2 separate regions of the Homo sapiens genome follow, and region 2 is linked to region 1. The links are chromatin loops, found by intact Hi-C in ENCODE. Cell type or tissue: gastrocnemius medialis. All regions are shown on one strand. Region 1 holds the start of CCDC87 (coiled-coil domain containing 87). Region 2 overlaps TOP6BL (TOP6B like initiator of meiotic double strand breaks).

Region 1 (2,500 bases):
AACTCCTTGTAGACCTCCCTGGTAGTACTGCCAACAAAGTTATCAATATCCATTTTTTCAATGGCTTTGGGATCCAGTTCACCAGCCAGATGGTTATACAGGGCTCCGGCCCCCTCAATGTGGAAAGAGTCTAAGAAGTTTCTATCAGAGACCCGTACGGCAGCCGCCTGGACCACGACCTCATTTCTAAGCTTCAAAGTAATGGTCACTGGCTGTGGGTGAAGTGGAAAGGATTTGGGGGGCTGGGGGTCCCACTGCCCAGAGGCTTCTTCCTCCTGGAGGTTCCTCAACATCTTCTCCAGCTCCTCCAGGCGATGCCCTGCAGCTGGGTGACGGGTCACAACCCCCAGGAGAGGAGGCAGGCCTGAGTCCAGTGGTGGGTAGCGAGTCCCCTCCAACTTCATCTTCTTTATCAACTGCTTCAGATCCTCAGCCACGATGAGCCCAGTCAGCTCTGGTTTGCTCTCTGTAGCCAAGACCAGCGGGGTTAAGGGGCGAGATGGGAGTGGAGGAAGGCCCAACTCATCTGCCAGCCTCCAGCCCTCACGCAGGGAGGGCATGGATTGGCCTCTCCGGAGCTCAGGGCAGAAAGGCGAGGGGGAAGCCCTGCTGGTGGGGGCCACAGGATAGCTGGGCAGCGACACCATCTGTGAGGAACTGATGTCGATTTCTCTCTTCTTTCCTATGGAGGGCAGCCAGTGGAAAGGCTTTTTCCTCTTCAACCGAGGGATGGACTTCAATTCCTTCACTGGATCCATCCTTCCTGGCTCATTGAGAAACTCTGGTGGACGGCTGAGTTGGATGAGGTAGTTCAGGTTGAGGTTAGAGCACTGCACTTGGGCGAAGCCAGTGCTGTGAGGCCAGGGGATAGGGCACAGCTTGAACGTCCCAGCGGGGCAGACAGGGTGCAGCTTGTCCACATCCCCAGAGGCCTGCTCTGCCCTCAGCAGGGCCTGGAAGTCGGCAAGCAGGCCACGGTAGACGTTGGGACTAGTAAGGAAGAGTGTGCAGTCCCTGGCGAGGCTGGCGGCCAACCGGGTGAGGGTGGCTGATTCAGTGAAGACCCCCCTGGGAGTCGACATGGTCACCAGCAGGTGCAGGTAGCGCAAGAAGAGCTGCTCGCTGCTCAGCAGCACGTAGGCCTCGAGCCGCTTCCGCAGCTTCTGGTTGTTTTTGTGGCTCAGACTAAGTTCGGCGGGCGGCTCCCGCCAGCTGCACTTCAGCTCGTCCAGGATGACCTTGATGAGACGTAGTCGGGCCTCAGGAGGCACTCCCGCTGCTATCCCGCTGCCGGCCAGCAGCTTGGCCACCTGGCTGCACAGCGACGCCACCGTCAGCTTCGCCAGAGGGAAGGACTGCAGAATCCGGCCCTCCTGCGGGGGGCGCTTCTGAGGCTCTGGGGACGTCGTCCTAGTGGGGAAGAGCGACAGCGGACGCAGCAGCCGGTGGTAAAACCGCTGGAGCTCAGGCTCGGGCTTCGGGGGCTCCATCATAGAGCCGGCGGCCGCCACCGTCCAGGAACAGAAAGCCGAGGGGTTACTAAGGCAACCAGGAGCCCGACGGCCCGAGTGCGCCTGCGCGGCCGCCACCCGGTGGCTGACGAAGCAGGGCCTTGCGTGCGCACGCACTAGGAGGAGGAGTTAAGGGTGGCTTTAGAGGCTCAGTCCCCGCGACGCCGCGCTGGTTGGTGCTCCTGCGCCGGAGGAGTTCTGCGTCTCGGGGTGGTGACTGGGTCCAGAATGGCTTCGGATTCGGGGAACCAGGGGACCCTCTGCACGGTGAGGGTCGAGGCTTCGTGTGGAGCCTCGCCGGGCAGAGAGCCTCGGCCCCTGGGATGATCGTTACCTTGGGAAGAGGAGAAGGAGTGGGCACTTGGGTTGGGGCCTGGGGCCATGGGATGAAACTAGGGTGCGAGGGTAGCAGGGGCCCTGCGTGAGTGTTGGGGGGTGACTCCCATGGTCCTGGAATGGTCATGAGAGATCATGAAGAAGGTGCTTGAAGAGGGGTTAAGTGGGGCTTGTTCCCAGACCCTTGCGGTGGTCATAGGGTAGGTGGTGAAACAAAGTCATACCAAGGCACTTCCCCAGCGATCATCGGTTGGTCCCTGCCGCCCTTGCAGTTGGAGTTCGCGGTGCAGATGACCTGTCAGAGCTGTGTGGACGCGGTGCGCAAATCCCTGCAAGGGGTGGCAGGTAAGAACAGGGTAAACTTTTCTGCAGACAGTCCAGAAGCCTCTGGGAGGGACCAGGCGAATCTATTAGGCGAACCCTACTCCCATTTTACAGATGCAGAAAGTGAACCCCAGAGAGTGAAAGGCATGTTCTCAGAGTTACACACAGACCTGGAGGCAGAGCCTAGAGTACAGCTGTCCAGCTTGCCCTGACAGATTCTAACTGCCTGTCTTGTTGTCCTGAACCTCAGGTGCCCCAGAGACTGAGGAGCTAGGCTGAGGGAGTTCCTGGGAAAACAGGCAGTTTTTGCTTGGGAAACAACATAATCT
Region 2 (2,500 bases), 240 kb after region 1:
GCTGCTTTGGCCTCCCAAAGTGCTGGGATTACAGGCAGGTAATTAGGGATTTAGGGCCCACCCTAAATCCAGGCTAATCCTGTCTTGCGATCTGGAATTACATGTGCAAAGACTTTTCTCAAATAAGCTCACATTCACAAATTCTGGGGGTTAGGATTTGGACATATTTGGGGTGGGGGAGAATGCAGTTCACTACAGCCATCCACATCTTCAGCTTTCTAGGGACAGGTTCAGGGTAAGGCATGTGCTGTTATCATAGGACCCAGGATATAAGCGCAGAGGGACTCCTCAGGATCTAGGAGTGCTTCAGCCTCTGAAGTACTTTTACTTGGGCCTCTGTGGTATCCCAGTAAGACCTAAAAAAGATAATCTGGGCCAGGTGCGGTGGCTCACTCCTGTAATCTCAGCACTTTGGGAGGGCAAGGCAGGTGGATCACTTGAGGTCAGGAGTTTGAAACCTGCCTGGCAAACATGGCAAAATTCCGTCTCTACTAAAAATAAAAAAATTAGCCAGGCCTGTTGGCACACCCTTGTAGTCCCAGCTACTCAGGAGGGTGAGACATGAGAATCGCTTGAATCTAGGGGGCGGAGGTTGCAGTGAGCCAAGATCATGCCACTGCACTCCAGCCTGGGTGACACAGCAAGACTCTGTCTCAAAAAAAAAAAAAGATCTGACCTCTTTTACCCTGTTCTTTTGCTATAGTCATGGCTCATAGCCTCAGGGCCATTCATAGCCCAATTAATTTGGCATATGGCTAGTGAACTCAAGGTCTTACCAGTAGTCATAGGTCTTGGAAAGAAGGAACACTTACTGAATCCCTAATCTGTGCCGAGATTTTCACTTTAATCTCTGCAAAGATGTTATAAATTAGGTCATAGTTTTCCCATTTTACAGATGAGGAAACTGATTACAGAACTTTCATAATTTGCCCAGAATCACAGTCAGTAAATAGCAAGGCTAGAATTTGTACCGAGAGCTCCCGGCTCTGAAACCTGGTAATATTGTTAACACAGAGGACTAGGTTGCAAGCCCAGGGCAGATGAGTGATCCAGGTCATTGAGTAGAACCCATGATTCTCCACTCAACATCCTCTGGTAATGGCCATTTAGTGATAAATAACTTGTTAGTGGTACAAGAGTGGCACCCAGTGGCTTCAGCTAGAACTACAAGACTAAGGATGATAGGTCAAATTCTTTGACCTCTGGGCCATTCTGTTTCCATTTCTAAACAGGAAAGGTAGAATAGCTGACCTCTTGAGTAACAGGGAAGAAAACCATCTATTATATGCTTTATTGAGAAACTGAAAAAATGAGGGAGTGTGTATTCAGAGTGAACATATTCAGGGAAAGGTCATGCAGGAATGGAGAAGGTATTATTTTTGTTTTTATTTTTTTAGAAACAGGTTCCCGCTATGTTGCCCGGGCTGGAGTGCAGTGACTATTCATAGGTGTGATCATGGTGCACTACAGCCTCGAACTCCTGGGCTTAAGTGATCCTCCTGTGTCAGCCTCCTGAGTAACTGGAACTACAGGCGTGCATCACTGCACCTGGCGAGGAGTGGATATTTTAAGCCTGAATGTTTGAACAGAGACAGTGGGCCAGGAAGGAGTGAACAAGATAGTACTCCAGGGTTTAGTGTCATAGATATATGTAGGGACTGAGAACTTAAACCCAGAATGAGCAGGAGTAGTATCAAGGAGGCAATTTTCTAAGGAAAGGCATTGTTTCCGGCGGGTCGGGGGAGGGGGTAGACTAGAAATAAATGTCCCATAGAATGTTAAATCCAAGGTGTATTCTGAGGTCAGGGCTGTCTTATCTGGGGGACCAGGTGATGAATGAAGGGTGTGCAAGGCTACCAGAGAGGCCCAGAGCTTCATATCTCAATGCGGGTAGTTCCTTGATAAGACCAATTTCAAGATAGGAGAAAGATTTATCTATGACACGAGATTTTCCAAGCTAAAGCCAAAAAAAAAACCAAGTTCTGTCTCAAGATAAAAATATTTAGAAAATATCCTGTTTCTTTCTTTATGTCTTTAGAATTATTTTTGCCCCTCCTATGTTCCTTGGAATATAATTACTTGGGAACTAAAACTTGTTTTAGTAAACAATATATGATAGATCTCTCATGGAGATAATTCATATACCATAAAATTTACCACTTTAAAGAATAAAACTCATTGATTTTAAGTATATTCACTGTGCTGTGCAGCCATCGCCACTAAAATTACAGAACATCTCCATCATGCCATTAGCAGTACCTATTCGCAGTGAGTCCCAGTTCCCCTCTCCCTTCAACCCCTGGCAACCACTAGTATGCTTCCCATCTCTGTGGATTTGCCTATTCTGGACACTTCATATAGATGGGACCATACAACATGGGCCTTTATGTGCCTTCTTTCATTTAGCATGTTTCTAAGGCTCATCTATGTTGTACCATATAACAATTTCATCCATTCTTTATGGCTGAATAATAATCCATTGTATTGATATACCACATTT

The links. A loop is a pair of places that touch in the nucleus more often than their neighbours do. Peaks named below come from ENCODE experiments on the same cell type or tissue, not always from the same donor. Only the 100,000 strongest peaks of a DNase experiment are listed, where the experiment ranks them.
Region 2: a loop joins it to region 1, with 3.0 times the contacts of the local background. A loop is called at or near these places in 8 of 110 quality-filtered maps.

Annotation. Positions count from the first base shown.
Region 1 is chr11:66,591,523-66,594,022 of GRCh38, forward strand. It overlaps CCDC87 (coiled-coil domain containing 87), which reads right to left and starts at 1,541. Exons shown (of 1, transcript NM_018219.3): 1 at 1-1,541. The coding sequence starts at 1,493. CCS (copper chaperone for superoxide dismutase) reads left to right here and starts at 1,663. Exons shown (of 8, transcript NM_005125.2): 1 at 1,663-1,778; 2 at 2,120-2,192. The coding sequence starts at 1,740. RefSeq lists enhancers at 327-916, 917-1,505, 1,068-1,127, 1,298-1,407, 1,438-1,527. In gastrocnemius medialis, a CTCF peak has its summit at 1,339 (motif pointing right); a DNase peak (open chromatin) is centred at 1,599; H3K4me3 peaks cover 1,548 bases; H3K27ac peaks cover 1,425 bases.
Region 2 is chr11:66,833,293-66,835,792 of GRCh38, forward strand. The region is part of intron 12 of TOP6BL (TOP6B like initiator of meiotic double strand breaks); the gene reads left to right. Among named protein-coding and RNA genes, the nearest start is that of RCE1, 8.9 kb to the right of the region's middle. In gastrocnemius medialis, a CTCF peak has its summit at 1,156; no DNase peak of the experiment used is centred here.